Linked DNA regions of Homo sapiens: region 1 is linked to region 2. A link is a loop called in an ENCODE intact Hi-C map of the cell type or tissue named here. Cell type or tissue: ascending aorta. All regions are shown on one strand. Each heading gives the region's core, and the rest is flanking DNA. Links, peaks and the distances in the headings are about the cores only.

Region 1 (8,560 bases), core at 2,978-6,977, 180 kb before region 2:
AAGACCCTCATTTCAGAGGGGTTGTGCCTCAGGAGGAAGGAATGCTACACAGAGAGGCCAAGAAGACTCTGAACAGAGAGGCCTTGCTGGGGTCTCCCCATTCACTCAGTCAATTACCACTCAATCATACACTTTTGTCCAACCACATTTCCATATGGCTGTCCATTTTTCATCAAACTTAAGCACAAAAATAGGCAGTTTTCCCTGGGTCTTTGAGTCTTCATATCTGAAGGCTCCTGTGTCATGCAAAACTTTGATTAAATAAATCCTTATGCTTTTGTCTTGTTAACCTGTCTTTTGTTATAAGGGTGTAAGCCGTGCCCCTTGTGATGGGTGAGAAAAGGGATCACACCTTTCCACAGCCCCCATCTACCACCACCCAGATCCACCTGGTACCACGAAGGGCCTCAGTACAGCTCGTGGGGAAGCCAGTCTATATCTGTATGTCCTGATCACATACCCCCAAAAATGCTGCTGGGCCCTGTAGCCACAGGGGTAAACAACTGGAGCTCTGTTGGACTTTGGGTGATCCATCTGGGGAGGATGCCTTGGGACCTAAAATCAGGCCCATTCCTTTGCACAGGGACTTCTATGGTCCTGGAGAACCAGGACAGCATGTAGAAGTGGGTGAGGGAGGGAGGAGGACAGAAGCTGCTGGTGTGTGGGTGCCCTTGACCAGTGAGGAACTGGAGTTCAGGGTGGCAACTAGAAGGCAGGGTACACAGGGCAGGGGCTCCAGTGACCCAGCTCTAGAAGCGGTACTCTCTCACTATAAAACTCTCACTAAGGAACCATATTGAAATGTATTTCTTTAACTATGTAAATACTGCTTGTGAGAAACTATATTATTTCTATCTAGTATTAATTACTTGGAAAAATCAAACTCATAAATTTGGCCACAATAGTCAACAAATAATTTCTACCTAAAAATGATAAAGACTTCGGCAGAATTTTTTTTCTTCCTCACTGGTCAAGTTGCTTTCTGGTAGACAGTGAGCTAAAATTACAAGAAATTCTCTGGGGAGCAGATTGTAAGAACCAGAATGAAATAAAGTGTGCTTCTTCAGAAACAAAATGTTGGAACTCCATTCCAAATACCATTTGCTCATAAGAGATAGAGTTTTATTTGTCTTCAATGTATCATTCCAAGAAGTTTTGACTACCATGATTCGGCTTAGACATCCAGTGGGTATTTTCAGATACACGTCATCCCTTAAGGGAGATTTACATGCAACTAACAGGTGTCATAGGGAAGGTTAAAAAAAAAAATGCTTGTCTGATGAGGGTGTCCTTCAATTCACTTCACCTCAAGCATTTGATCAAAGTTCACTAGATATAGGTCTGTCATGTGGAAATAAATGGAAGCCTTTCAAATAGAAATCTGACTATACCCTGCCAAGATTAATTCCTCACTAGATTTATTTACACACACTTGCAGTTTTTGATGTCTTTGGGAGATCAGCACTTATTTTGGAAAAATGATCAAAAAAGATTATAAATTAACAATATCTTTTTAATGTCTCAGGTCAATAACTAATTTAAGAAATTTGCTTAAATTTTTCTTATTACACTCTTAAATAAAATCCACAAACCAAACAGGAAGCAGCTTCATTAATCCATGACAAAGGAAAAAGTGACATATCTGAAATAAACTTGGAAAACTCTAAAAAAGCAATATAATTTTTGCAGTATATTACAGTGACAGTAAAAGACAGAAACTAGGTTTGACTTAAAGTCACACAACAGCTGCACAAACTGATATTTTAAATAGAAAACTCTGTCTTCAGAGGATAAAATAGAAGTCAGGAATTTTCAAAGAGAAAAAAAATCAGAAATTATCTTTAAAAACCAGCTGGACATGCATCTTGCTTATGTCTCACATGAATTCTTGCTGAAATTTAAATGAACCTTGCTAGAACATTGGCAAAGTGAGGACATTAAAATAAAATATTACATGCTTGACTAGTCCAGGAATTTGGGCTTCTGAGATTCAAAAAGATGGACTGAAAAAGCACTGAGAGGTAGTGAGCAGGTATATTCACATGGAGATGAGATAGTTGCAAGACAGGCATGAGCAGGAATGATTATTTCACTGCTAAAGAGTCAGGAGTGTGGAGAAGAGGGAATTCTTGTACGCTGTTGGTGGGGATGTAAATTTTATGGAAAATTATACAGAGGGTCCTTGCATTAGTCTGTTCTCATGCTACTCTAAAGAAATGTCCGAGACTGAGTAATTCACTAAGAAAAGAGGTTTAATTAATTCGTAGTTCAGCATGGCTGGGGAGGTCTCAGAAAATTTATAATCATGGCAGAAGGGGAAGCAAACACATCCTTCTTCACATGGTGGCAGCAAGGAGAAGAATGAGTGCCCAGCAAAGGGGGAAGCCTCTTATAAAACCATCAGATCTCATAAGAACTAACTCCCTATCATGAGAACAGGATGGGGGAAACTGCCCTCATGATTCACTTATCTCCACCTGGTCCGTCCCATGACATGTAGGGATTATGGGAACTACAATTCAAGATGATATTTGGGTGGGGACACAGCCAAACCATATAAGTCTGCCCTGGCCCCTCCCAAATCACATGTCCTCACATTTCAAAACACAATCACACCCTTCCAACAGTCCCCCAAAGTCTTCACTCATTCCAGCATTAACCCAAAAGTCTAAGTCTAAAGTCTCATCTGAGACAAGTGAGCTCTATGGTTGTCCCAACTTATTGCTCAGGAGAATTCCTGATGCAGGCAGGGGAAACTCAGCAAAACCCAACCATCTTCCCGAGTTGAGGAAATGCAACTGAGACTCCAGGGAGACTAACAAGGCTAGAACTGGCAGCACAGATAACTGCAGCAAAGAGAACTTCCCAGAGACAGAAACCTGGGAATCTGCAGAGGCTCCTCAAGTATTCAGCAAATCAAAGAGTACATATAAATAAACGATCTAAGTCCAGAGAAAGAGCCATCAGAAAGAAGTAGAGGGAACAGCACCCAACACTCTCACAGGGCCCAGAATAGTACCTGCTCCAGCCAGCCAGATTCAGAAATTTCATAATCCATGGGGCAGCAGGTTGAGCAGGGGCCCCCAAACCTGGGCCACAGACCAGTACCAATCCGTGGTGTGTTAGGAAACAAGCCACACAGCAGGAGGTGAGTGGCAGGTGAGCAAGCATTACCGCCTGAGCTCCACCTCCTTTCAGATCTGCTGCAGCATTAGATTCCCATAGGAGTATGAACCCTATTGTGAACTGTGCAAGCGAGGGTTCTAGGTTGCATGCTCCTTATGAGAATCTAATGCCTGAGGATCTATCACTGTTTCCCATCACCCACAGATGGAACTGTCTAGTTGCAGGAAAACAAGTTCAGGGCTCCCACTGATTCTACATTATGGTGAGTTGTATAATTATTTCATTATATATTACAATTAACATAGAAATAAAGTGCACAATAAATGTAATGTGCTTAAATTATCCTAAACCACCCCCCACCCTGGTCCATGGAAAAACTGTTTTACATGTAACCAGTCTCTGGTACCAAAAAGGTTGGGAACCGCTGAGGTAGAGTACTCAGATAGGATTTGCCTCAGGCATGGGGAAAAAATAGCCTTAGACTATATGTTGCTCTGGTCCTGCAAGACTTGGAAGAATCCTAGCAGTAAAATTGTTAGACCAAATTGCATGCACATTTTACATTTTGATATACCCCCTCCCCCTTGGCCTCTAAAAAGTCTATCAATTTATGCTGTCCATTTTATTCACAGAGTTGTCATCAAGGCATTGATGTATTTATTTGTTGGTCTAATGGGTAAATATTTATTCTTATGGCTTAACTCCCTTGTTCCTTATCAACTATCTAATCTGACTTGGCTGCTCCATGAATGTGAATTGCTGACTATTGCTACACTCTATTGACATCCTTGAATCTAACTCAGACCGGTAGATACAATCCAAACCTCAACAAACACAGGCACGTGAGGGTCCCAGTTCAGAGACTGTCCACTCTCTCCTAACAGGGAGAATGCAGATTCTAATTGCCAATACTTTCTAGTTTCTCAAACAAAAGACAACATAGGCAAAGCTCACCTTACTAATTTAAGATATTTTTTACCAATGGGCTAAGAATAAAATAATGCAACAAGTGCCTATCTTTCAGAGGCAGATTTGAAGTCAAATATCTTCTCTTTTATCTACTAATTGGATGACCCTGAGCAAAATAAATTATACTCTCTAAACTACTTTCTTCACCTGTAGAATGAGAGAAGGTTAACACTACTTTTGAAGGGTTGCTGTGAGGAATAAATGAGGTAATGAATGAAAAGTCATTATGGAAGTGACTTATAAATATATAAAAAGATGTGTCCCTAAATTTAAAAATTACCTAACGTATTCTAAGTTGTCTAAGTAAACTAGATTCAGTTTTTTGTGAAATTACCTTCATCAAACTTTAAAGAATCTCAAAATAATGTACAAAGATAGAAGCAAAATCAATAATGCATTGTTAACTTGACAAAATTCTATTTCACATTCAAATTTAAAGACAGCTAAATAATGGCAAAAAATTTTAAAGATCACCCCAAAATAAAGAAGCCATTTGCCACAAATGAAAAACATTGTCAATGTATTCATTTTTGTGTTGCTGTTTTAAGAAATCACCACAAACTTAGTGGCTTAAAAGAACACAAATTTATTATCTTACAGTTCTAGAGGTCAGAATTCCAAATGGAGTCTCAGACGATTAAAATCAAAGTGCTGGCAGGGCTGGTTCCTTCTAGAGGCTCCAGGAGAAAATTCCATTCTGTGCCTCTTCCAGTTTCCAAATGCCACCAGCATTCCTTAGCTTGTGGCTGCATCACTCCAACCTCTCACTTTCATAGCCACATTTCCTGCTACTCACTGTGATCTCCTGCCTCGCTCTTATAAAGGTCCCTGTAATTACATCAGCCCCACCTGCATAATTGAGGCAAATCTTCCCATCTCGAGAATCACAATTTAACCCTATCTGCAAAATCCTTCTGTCATATAAGGTAACATTCCAGGTTCCACAAGTTAGGATATGGACATCTGGGCTAGGGGCACTATTCAGCCTACCACAGGGAAAAATGCAAACAGTCATAATTCAGGCAACAGACACATTAAGAGCACTGCACTGAGTCACACAAATCAGGTTAAGAAGCAACACGTGATACAAGGGTGATTTAACATTAAACCCTCCACAAAGCATCTCCTGATTCCCTTCAATAAGCTGTGAGCAATTGTTTTAAGGCTATGTATTTAAAAGCATGTGTGGCAAAAAAGGGGAAATCTTGACTGAACACCTACTGTGTGCCATGAACTGTCTGGGCACTGAGGATACAACAGTGAACAACCCAAAGTCTCTCCCTTCATGGAGCCCTCATTCAAGCAGAGGGACACGGTATACCAACAAGTCTTCTAGTAACACCAGCAATGTTGCCTTGATTGAAAGTAGTGAGATTCATACATTCTGTATGACTCCAGTATAAAAATCTGGAAAATATTAACAGTATGATTCCCAGGGCACCTGCCTGAAATAGACAAGGCTAGTGCAAAAAAAGTTAGGACTTATTCTAAAAACTAAAATAAAATAAGCTTACACCTGAAGACACGGGTTTGGTTTTCTTTTGTTTTTGTTTGTTTGTTTTTGAGAGGGAGTCTCACTCTGTCACCCAGGCTGGGGTGAAATGCCACAATCTTTGCTCACTGCAACCTCCACCTCCTGGGTTCAAATGATTCTCTTGTCTCAGCCTCCCGAGTAGCTGGGATTACAGGTGCACGCTGCCACACCCGGCTAATTTTTTGTATTTTAGTAGAGACCAGGTTGGTCTCAAACTCCTGAGCTCAGGCAATCCACCCCCCTCGGCCTCCCAAAGTGCTAGGATTACAGTCATGAGCCACCACGCCCGGCTGAAGACATGGGTTTCTTCATACCCTAGTGAAGGATAGAAAAGAAAATTTGGAAAAGATGAATGAATTCCAAAGGCCATTAATAGTGGGCTGCAGATTAAATAGACTACATTATGAAGAAGGGAAGCTATTTTTTTCAACCATATAACTCAGTTTAAGGTACAAGAAGACTCCTGAGATATAAAACAGAATATTTCATATGAAGGAGTAAGAATGGCCTCATTTTTCTGGCCAAATTTGACATTAACTAAAATAGGAAAAAATGAATCTGTGTCTTCCAATTATGTTAAACTCACATTTGGTTAATTTGAAAGGTTAACCAAAAAATGTAGCTACAGGAAAATATGAGAGGCTGATCTAATGGGATTATTTGTTTCTTGGTGTGAAATTATTTTGGTTTATTACTATCTTATTATATTTCCCAATATCCCTTTTCCTCTTTCTCCTAATAGCTTACTTCTCCTGAGCTCCCACCTCTGATTCAGTTCTCCTTGGTTAGGGTTTTCTACTTACCTATATGAAATTTACTAAAGAAAGGCAGTAAGTAGCATCTTGGCTATCCTGTGTGCCTCATCAAGAAACCAAAAAATAAAAACTATTTTTAGCATATCAAACTTTGACAGTTCTTTTAGAAAAAGTAAATCTCCTTTTTAAGGCATAAGGAAACACTTATGCTGAGACAGAGAACAACATGGGGAAAATATGCCTCCATGATCCAATCACCTCCCACAAGGCACCTCCGCTCACACGTGGGGATTTAAATTTGAGATGAGACTGGGTGGTAACACAGTCAAATCATATCTATAAGGTAACGTGCAATCAGCCACATCTGAAAGAAGGTGGGAAATCATTAGCAGAATCAGTAAGTGTATCCATTAGAGCTTAATCAGAGGAGGAGGATCACAAAGATGGACACAGAAGAAGGGATTTATTAAAAAGTTTAAACTTTAAAATTGTTTGAGAAGCTGGGGAAATAAAACTCCAGAAGAAAGCATTTTAGAGAATTAGAAAAAAAAAAAGTCACAAACCAGGAACCTCAGGCAAGAGCTGATGGAGAGGTCTTTCTGCAAGTCTCTTACCTCTGCACCTGGCAGTGAGTCTGAAGTTGCTACAGGTCAGGTAGGCCAAGAGATAGGAAAATAAACTTGGCTACAAAGCTGGAGAAATCGAGGAAAAACTAGAATCCACGAAGGCCAACAGGAACTCACAAAAACAAACTGAAACCCAAGAGGACAAACAGAAACATGCAGGAATATCCCTGTCCATACTGCAACAGTGGTGACCTACAGGAATCTGGTGCCTTTCACTGTGGGGCTGCGCAGGTGCCTGGCCCTGGACTTGGAGAAGCTGGAGGAGGGGACCCAGCAAGATCTGACACAGATGCAGACATTGATGCAGATGAAGCTGCAGGTCTTGCTGCTGCCCGCCCCAAAGAAGCAAATCAGCAGATCATTGGCCATATACATAGAACCCTACAATGAACCTTCTGAGTGCCATTGCCTGCTGCCTCCTCTGCCCTCCAAATGTCACATACATTTCTCCTGTGCCCAACTCTAACCCAGAATCATACAGGAAAGGAGCATCCAGCACAACTTTTCCTTACATATATAATTTATTCAATATTATTTCCCAAGCCTATCATATATAAATTCACATTGTCTCCCTTTTTCTATCCTAATATCCCCCAAATCCTCTAAAGCAGTGATTCTCAAACTTTAGAGTATAGAAGAATCACCTAGGAATCTTCCTAAAAGGCAGATTCCAATTCAGTAGGTCCAGGATGGGGCCTGAGGTTCTGCATGTCTAACATATGTCTTTATGAGAGGTGACAGCGTGTTGGCAGCCCTCACAGCCCTCACTCGCTCTCGGAGCCTCCTCGGCCTTGGCGCCCACTTTGGTGGCACTTGAGGAGCCCTTCAGCCCACGGCTGCACTGTGGGAGCCCCTTTCTGGGCTGGCCAAGGCCGGAGCTGACTCCCTCAGCTTGCAAGGAGGTGTGGAGGGAGAGACGCGAGCCGGAACCGGGGCTGCGCGGCTTGCGAGCCAGCTGGAGTTCCGGGTGGGCGTGGGCTTGGCGGGCCTCGCACTTGAGCTGCCGGCCGCCCCGCTGGCCCCGGGCAATGAGGGGCTTAGCACCCGGGCCAGCGGCTGCGGAGGGTGTGCTGGGTCCCCCAGCAGTGCCGGCCCACCGGCGGGGCGCTCAATTTCTCGCCGGGCCTTAGCTGCCTCCCCGCGGGGCAAACCCACCAATTCCGGACACATTTACACAAGATTTAATCCTCAGAAATAAAAATGCTGTTGTGGAAATTTTTAAATTGTGTTTCAGGAGGTCCTGAAACACAATCAAATAAATAAGTAAAAGATTTCATATAGATAAGTAAAAAACCCTAAACAAAGGAAACTTAATTGGAGGAGAGAGCGCAGGAGAATTAGGGTATTAGGAGAAGGAGGAAAAGGGATACTATAAAATACAAAAGAAAAATAATAAACCGGCCGGGCACGGTGGCTCACGCCTGTAATACCAGCACTTTGGGAGGCCGAGGCGGGCAGATCACGAGGTCAGGAAATCGAGATCATCCTGGCTAACACGGTGAAACCCCGTCTCTACTGAAAATACACAAAAAAAGAAATTACCTGGGCGT
Region 2 (8,560 bases), core at 1,665-5,664:
TAGACTATTTCCATTACACAGGGAAGGAAAATGGAAGTACAGAGAGGTTACATAACTCTTCTGACATCATGGTTTGCTCAGAATTCATACCAAATGCTTGGCTTGTTCTGTTTTGTTTTTGTTTGGGAGGAAAGAACATGCTTATGATGTTAATCATTGTGTAGTAGGGCCTTCAAACAAATCTCTTATTGATAAAATTTGAATTCTATGAAGTCTTCCCTTTAAGGATTTTGGTTTTAAAAAGGTAAATTATTTTTAACTTTCTTTTTAAAATATATAAGAGATTAGATGAACTTCCAAACCTAAAATTGCAAGTATAATAGTATGAATAATGAGTAGTATTTTTATAGCAGTTTCCATTTTGAGTGCTTTATACATTTTACCTCATTTAATCCTCATGACAACCCAGGAGAAAGGGACTGTTTTTGTTCCCTTTAAAGATGGAGACATTGATGCACTGCATCAATTTCATCCAAGTCATGGATGTCTGTTTTGCCTTGTTATAAAGGAATAGTTGTGGCTGGGTAATTTATGAAGAAAAGAGGTTTATTTGGCTCATGGTTCTGCAGACTTTCCAAAAAGCAGGGTACCAGCATCTGCTCAGCTTCTGATGAGGGCTCAGGCTGCTTCCACTCATGGCAGAAGGCAGAGGGGAGCCAGTGTGTGCAAAGATTACATAGCGAGAGAGGAAGCAAGAGAGAGGAGGGGAGGTACCAGGCTCTTTTTAAGCTAGCTCTCTTTTGAGCCAATAGAGTGAAAGAGAAGTCGTTCACCCTCAAGGGACAGCATTAATCTATTCATGAGTGACCCACATTCATGATCCAAACTAGGACCCACCTCCCAATACTCCTAATACTACCACATTGGGGATTACATTTCAGCATGGGGTTGGGTGGGAACAAACAGCCAAACTATAGCAGTAGACATGACAATCATTTCAAGTTCTCAAGTGAGTGAGAAATGTAAATCTTCATTTTTCTATGGCCAAAGGTAATTTCTGCTACAAGGGTCCATTCTTCCAAGTGGTAGAAGTCTAAACCAAGGCAGTTAAAGGTCTGATTCATTTCCCTTCACCTGGCATTGCAGTTGAGCTCAGCAGTCTCTGTGGTGCCAGGACATTGTGTGGGGGTTCTGGTTGCCTGTTGTCAGCTGATGATGGCAGCATCCCCTCAGATGTGCATAAATCCATCTGGTCCTCTGCCGTAAGTCACCACTCTGTCATCTCCTGCCTGTCTTAGGCTCTTTCACATCCAGTGCCTCTCCTGCCTACATCTGCAGCACTCTGGGGCTCACAGGAAACATTTAGTACACCTGAGCCAGGCTGAGCCCAGGAGAATTTTCATGCTCATATTTAGGTCCATCTGCCTAGGCCCTTATGGCCATTTCTCCTCTACTATTCCTGTGTCAAGCCAGAGTGTGCAATAATTCTGTGGGTCCTGCCATACATATGGCCTCTACTTAGCAAAGGACACCAGGCTACCCCTGTACCCAGAGCCCAGAAACCAATATGGGAAATGTGTGGTTTCCCCTAGATTCAGCCCAAGGAGGAGGGAAGGAAGAAAGACCCCTCCACTCTCTCTGGTGCAAGTCTCTTGTTAAGTCTGGGAAAAGCAAAGCTCAGCTCTTCTCTTTTTTGGTCTTCCATATCTATTGTCAGTAATCAAATTTAAGCATTTAAAAATCAAATACCAAGAAATTTGACTACCTTATTATCTGTAAACTTCTGTCTCATCCCTTTCAGGCAATGAAAGTGGTTAATTCTAGCTGCCTAGGATAGGAAAAGGAGCAGAAAGTGCAAGGAATTTAAGAGAAGGAAAACTTTGTTAATGCCCCAAAGTATTTTTCCTGTCACTGGCTTGGCACTTACTAATCCATGAGAATTAGATAAGCAGTACTTATTTATGGGTGTGATGGTGATGATACATATTTTCAAATCAGATTACAAGAATGTTTGAAGTATGTCAAGCAGTTTTAAAATTTTCAATTGGTCCTGTGTTTAAAATTCTGGAACATTAATTATTCCATTATTTCCCAAGTACAACTTACTATACAGCTATCAGAATGATGGCAATGCCAGGTGGTTTGATGGAGACATTAGCGGTTCTCATTTTAGAATATTCCACTAAAGTTGGTGGTTTGTCTTGTTTTCAAGTTAAAAACACAGAAGGATACACATCACATGCCTGTATCAAAATATCTTATATGCCCCATAAACATATAGACTGACCATGTACCCATAAAAATTAAAAATGTAAATAAAACACAGGAGGAAAAGTGATGTGTCATAAATATGTGTATTAATGCACAATCATGCATTGTATTTTCAAAATTTTCTGGTTTTCTATTTATTATTCTCAAAATAACATTGCAAATACCTAAGTAGCTGAACCCTAGGCTTTTCTGAAAATACAGACCTAGCTTTAACCTCAAATTTGTTTATTTGTGTTTTATGATACTTAAACTATGTATGGCTTACCACCACAAAGATTTTCCTCTCAGAACACTTCCTTCTATATGGCACAGAAAAGGTAATTTGTTAGTGGCCTCAATTTCCTTTAAAGGATGCCCAGGATAATGTCACATCCTTTGATTTCCATAAACAGTTGCCTCCAAAAGGTATTAAGACCCCAGAAAGAGGTATATGTATTCTGTCCCTCAAACTGCTGTTGTCATTAAATTCAAAGAAACTCCACACAGTTTGATGAATTGCTCTGCCTGGCCAGCCTGCATTCCAGCGTTTACTCTGGTGGCCTAGGGCACCTCTGCTCTTGTGGGTAATAACCTCATTTTACTTTATGAGCAAAAGATGTTCCACTGTGTTCGAAGAATGAGTACTGAAAGTTGACTAAATACGTGAGAATCAGAAATGCTCCACTTTAGGGCCAGACATGGTGGCTCATGCCTGTAATCCGAGCACTTTGGGAGGCCGAGGTGGGTGGATCACAAGGTCAGGAGTTCGAGACCAGCCTGGCCAACATGGTGAAACCCCGTCTCTACTAAAGATACAAAAAATTAGCTAGGCATGGTGGTGCATCCCTGTAATCCCAGCTACTCAGGAGGCAGAGGCAGGAGAATTGCTTGAACCTGGGAGGTGGAGGTTGCAGTGAGCCAAGATCATGCCACTGCACTCCAGCCTGGGCAACAGGGTGAGACTCTGTCTCCAAAAAAAAAAAAAGAAAGGCTCCACTTTGCATAAATACAAGCCTTATAAATTAACCACTTATTTATTAATCAATAAGCATGTACACTTATTAAACTATCACATTTAGCCTTTCATTTTCATAAATGATCATACCATTTAACATGACATCATCACACACTCTGTTCTGGCCTCTGCTCTGACAGAGACATAAGTCCCTCAACCAAACATCAAGGGAGCCCAGGAGTGACCCTGCAAATCGACAGGAATGTTTCTGAGGACTACCTGCATCTGAGCCACCTGGGGGGCTGTGAAAGATGCTGAGTCCTAACCCCCCACCCCAGAAATGCTAATCTAATAAGTAGGAGTAAAGCCCAGGAATCTGCATTTTTTTAACAAATACCACAGATGACTATCAAACCAGTTTAAGTTTTGAAATAATTCATATGCCAATGGAGACAATTTTATTATCCAATTCATAACACCTAGAAAATGATTAGTCTAAATCAGAAGTTTTTAACGTTGGCAGACATCTAATCACTTGGAAGGCTCGTTAAAACATAGATTGCTGGGCTCTCAGGTTGCAGAGTTTCTAATTCGGTGCATCTGAAGTAAGGCCCAAGAATTTGCTTTTCTTTCAAGTTCCCAGGTGATGCTGCTGCTGGTCCCAGATATACACTTTTGAAAACCACTGATCTAGACGATCTAGACAGTCTTCTTGTGCAAATGCAAAAGCAAACATTTTCAAAATGTACTAATAGGTGTCATATGGAAAGAGTTAAACAAAATTAAAGCTATTTCTTTATTGCCTGAGTTCTCATTTCATCATACCAGCATGCATTATTAATTCCAAGTGGGGATAGAGGATGCAGCATTTCCCAAACATATGTTACCATAGAACTCTCTTCTCAAGGATATTCCTGAGAAACTATTTCAGAAAAGCCTGATAAAGCACTGTGACAAGTTAATGCATCCAAGAAACTTGGAAGTTTCCTGTCCCCAATCAAATCTCATCCTTTGTCCTCATCCCCCAGTGCCAGTGCCAGGGGAATCTAACAACATGGGGGGAGAGAGATGCCTTCTCCAGAATTCAAATTGGTATGCCTCACCCACTTTTCCATAAAACTAAATTATAACTAATACTTGGTACAAATGAAATAATGTTCATGCATTTTATGTACTTTAAACACTTTATGAGGACTAGTAAGAGCTAGATTTCAATGATATTAAAAGTACCTTATGACATTTTGAGCTGGATGATAAAAGAAAAAAAAAGATAAAAGTACCTTAGTAGTCACTGAGGTATACAAAAATACATAGGTAAAAAAGATTTTCTACTATACTCTCATAAAGAGATAAAATATATACATCAATAAGCATAGCATGAAGCAGATTACAGTAAGTATAATAAGACCGTTATAAGCAAAATGTCCTTAAGTTGGGGACCACCCACATTAATCTTATTTGAGTGTCTTAAACTACTTGATGGTCGACATCTAGCAACTTTGCTTAAAAGCAATACACTCCGAGTCACAGGATTTTTCTGTGACTAAATTCTAGCTGTCCTCCAATGCAATGTGAGAAGGACCCTAGTTGACTATGGCAAATCCCATAATGCAGTTCTTCCAAAACTTGCTTTAAGACTAACCTAGGCCACTTATGAAAAATATAGATTTCCCAGACTCCATGCTGACCAAATAAATGAGAGTCTCCAGTGGAGAAGCCTGTAAATTTGTGTTTTGGATAAATGCCCCAGCTCTCAGTTTTTATTTTAGCATAAGAGAGACTGAGCTTTCTCTGAAGTGTCTTTAAGGACAGAAATCCAATCATTCATTCATTCAATCAACAAATATTTAGTAAGCTCATGCAGCATGCAAGATCAGATTTTTCTTAATCTATGTTTTTAGACTTTATTTATAGCATGACTATATCATTTTTAGCTGAAAAGCTCTTTTTTAGTAAAAATATTTGTTTTATTGGTGCCATTTTTACAACACTACCCATATATACTGGAAACCATATCCCCTAACCCAATATTCTCTTCTGTGCGGTGCTTGTTCCACTACCCTAGACTGCCTCGAGATAAATCAGAGAATAAATTTCATCAGGATCATTACTGAAGTATGAAAAACCATTTTGATCACTGCCCTATACATCCTTAAAATATGAAGGACACAGGATTTAAAATATAGAAACACATATACCAAAAGCTGTTTTCTTTAAAATGCTAACTCTCCAACTTTGCAATTTTGGCAACATTTCCCATGTTCTATATTTCTGCTTTCTGCCTTCTGGTGGGAGGAAGTAATGGGTAGAAAGAGGAAAATACTTTGGAAAGGCAGAAAGAAAAGTAAAAGCTTATTACTAAAAGGCTTGTTTGTTTGATGATGTTGCTATTTAATGAACACAATGGTGAGGACAAAGGATTAGGAAATTGCACATAGCCCATGGTTTTAAGCATGGCATTATCTATTAATGGTAAAAAAAAAAAAGAAAATCAGCAAATTGAAATTGTCTATTTGTAAAAGCTCAGTTAAATACAGGATCTGCTAAAGAAGCCGAGTGAAAGAAAATCAGCATCTATGGCAGTCACCCAGCCACCTCTCATGAATTTCCTAGCAGCAGTGAAACATTACCCACAAAACAGCCCTGTGTTCTGGGATGCTGTCACTTCACCTAATTTCCATCACTGATCCTGAGGTAGGTGGATGTGGCAGTAACAGGAACATGAACGTGGTGCACAGAGTGAAGCGAGGCCCTGGTAGGCTGCAAGGTCGAAGCCTTCAAACCTTCACAAGCCCATTTCTCACTCACCTTCTGCAGATATGCATGAAGACTGTTTATATGAATACTCAAAGCCTCAACATACTCTGGCCTACCTACTTACATGCTTTATTTGTAACATCGATAAACATATAACCACTCATAACACTACTATGTTTTTGGTAAATTGTTTTTAGTAATACCTTGATTTGCAATACTTTCATTGATTTCATAAAGAAAAATAATGTGAATTTAAATTCCAGTTAATAACAACTTCTGGTTGTTATTTAAATAAACTTTTTTATAATTCACACAATACTGATGTAAGAGCCTCAATAACAGAAGTGAAACAGACAACAGAAAAATAAGCAGCAAATAGTAATAGCTAAATACTTAAAGCTGATGTCCCACAAAAGGTGAAATTCTATAGATAGAATGTAAACATTACATAAATTCTTTGGCCTAGAAAAGAAATACAATAATAATTTATGATTTTAATTGTTTAGTTATTTTTAATAAATCTGTTTCTTAGTCAGGTCACCTAACCTTCTTCAGTATCAATTTTTCTATCTGCAGTATCCATTCTTCTATCTGGGTTTCTGCTTATATATATCTGTAAGTGGAGATGATGATAATGACCAAATGTAGTTATGAGGATAAAATGGAGCACCTAGCACAACATGATGGGTACTTGCTAAATATGACTTCTTTCAGGGCTAAATGCTAGCATTCAGCCTCTCTTAAAAGGGGTGAATGAAAGTCTCTCAAAGAATTCTCCTTATCTAAAGATATGAAACAAGTTTACAAAAGTAAACTTGCCAAAAGGTCAAAAAACTCTGCAAAACTAGGAAAGGAAGACAGTCCAATGCCATAAATTTCCAAAATCTCAAAACCTGACAGCCAAGGAAATATATGGTGATTCCGGAGCCCAGTAGAACAGAACATTTTGTAAGGCTCCTGATCCCATCCCCAGAACCCACGTGACTCTTTTTTTTAGGCAACCACAAAATTAAACTACACTAAATTTATGGGTTCAGAAAAAATGCACTGCTTTTTCACCCTCATGAGATTCCACTTGAGCTCCCCAAATTAACTAAATGTCTAATCATTGTTCCGCCGTACTTTAATCCAATGATTCAGTCAGCCTCCCCACATCTGTCATTGTTAAATGGAAAAAACCGGAAACTACTCTAGGTATATTAGACAGAAATTAGGTAAGCAGAATCTTCTCAGAAGGGCTGGAAGAGTGGGTGTAAACAAAGTTGACATCCATGCTGTTGGATCCATCATGGCTGCGACTGACAACGGAGACAGCTGCTGCTCCCGCCCCCAACACAGCTGCCTCTCTTGACACCCACAAGGCTGGTAGTACCTGAAATCCCCTTCCACAATTGCTCCTATGTTTCTGTTTTAGACAGAGCAGCAAACAAATGACCTTATACCTCTCTTCTAACCAAGATACATGTGAGTGGATCCCAAATCCTGGCTCTACAGGAGGTGTGAAATGTTGTCTGAAGTTTTTCAGTCTCTGCTGCACAGGAAAACACCAATGAAGTTGGGTCAATCTACAGCATATTCCATGACAGGTTCCTTGCAGTTGTACAATACAATGGCTGTTCCTCATGATCTGTTCCATTGGTGACTCAACATTTGTATGCATTTGCTCCTCAATTGCTTTTCGCCTAGGCCAGCATTGGGTTCAGATTTCAGTCAACAATCTAGCAAAACTACTGCTTGAGCTAACACATGGAATCCAGAAACTCCAGGAGGTCACTGTATTAGTCCGCTCTCACGCTGCTATGAAGAAATACACGAGACTGAGTGATTTATAAGGAAAAGAGGTTTAATTGACTCACAATTCCACATGGCTTGGGAGGACTCAGGAAACTTACAATCGTGACCAAAGGCACCTCTTCACAGAGCAGCAGGAGAGAGAATGAGTGCCAAACAAAGGGAGAAGCCCCTTATAAAACCATCAGATCTCATGAAAACTCACTCACTAGCAGGAGAACAGCATGGGGGAACACGCCCCCATGATTCAATTATCTCCACCTGGTCCCACCCTTAACAAGTGGGTATTATTACAATTCAAGGTGAGATTTGAGTGGGAGGACACAGCCAAACCATATCAGATACCCATATCGATTAGCTTTGCCTAACCTAAAGCTATATTTCTACTTCCTGGTCTAATGCTTGCAGAAACCATTCTCATGCAAATTCCTTGGGTTTCTGCTTTTATAAAATAGCAAAATCTTTTGGTATGTCAGTCTTCTCTAAGTCCAATTTGTGTTCTGCAGCATGCTGGGCTCTGGCTCCAGTTATAATAGGTTGAGAAGCAAAGAAGCCTGGTAATGAAAGGGCCTGAGGAGAGTTGGCAACTTATTTACCTCAAGTAAAGTAACTCATGTGTCTTCAAACAAACTACAACTAACCTCATCAGACAGGAAAGGGGAGCTGCTTTTGCTTGCAAGGGAGGTTTTGTGGGAAGGGGATTTAGAGTGGTCATATTTGACTGAACACACACAAATGTCCCAGTGCAATTCACAAGGTCTGTCTTGCCAATCAGTGTTCTAATGTTCACTTAAAAGATATGACAGACGGAGCACAGTGGCCCACACCTATAATCTCAGCACTTTAGGAGGCCAAGGTGGGAGGATC

Evidence for each region. Hi-C counts contacts between places; a loop is a spot of excess contacts. Peaks named below come from ENCODE experiments on the same cell type or tissue, not always from the same donor. Only the 100,000 strongest peaks of a DNase experiment are listed, where the experiment ranks them.
Region 1: a loop joins it to region 2, with 1.8 times the contacts of the local background. A loop is called at or near these places in 4 of 110 quality-filtered maps.

Annotation. Positions count from the first base shown.
Region 1 is chr4:158,400,152-158,408,711 of GRCh38, forward strand. No RefSeq gene overlaps it. Among named protein-coding and RNA genes, the nearest start is that of RXFP1, 120 kb to the right of the region's middle. In ascending aorta, for the core only: no CTCF peak of the experiment used is centred there; no DNase peak of the experiment used is centred there.
Region 2 is chr4:158,581,273-158,589,832 of GRCh38, forward strand. All of the region lies in intron 2 of RXFP1 (relaxin family peptide receptor 1), which reads left to right. Among named protein-coding and RNA genes, the nearest start is that of RXFP1-AS1, 21 kb to the left of the region's middle. In ascending aorta, for the core only: no CTCF peak of the experiment used is centred there; no DNase peak of the experiment used is centred there.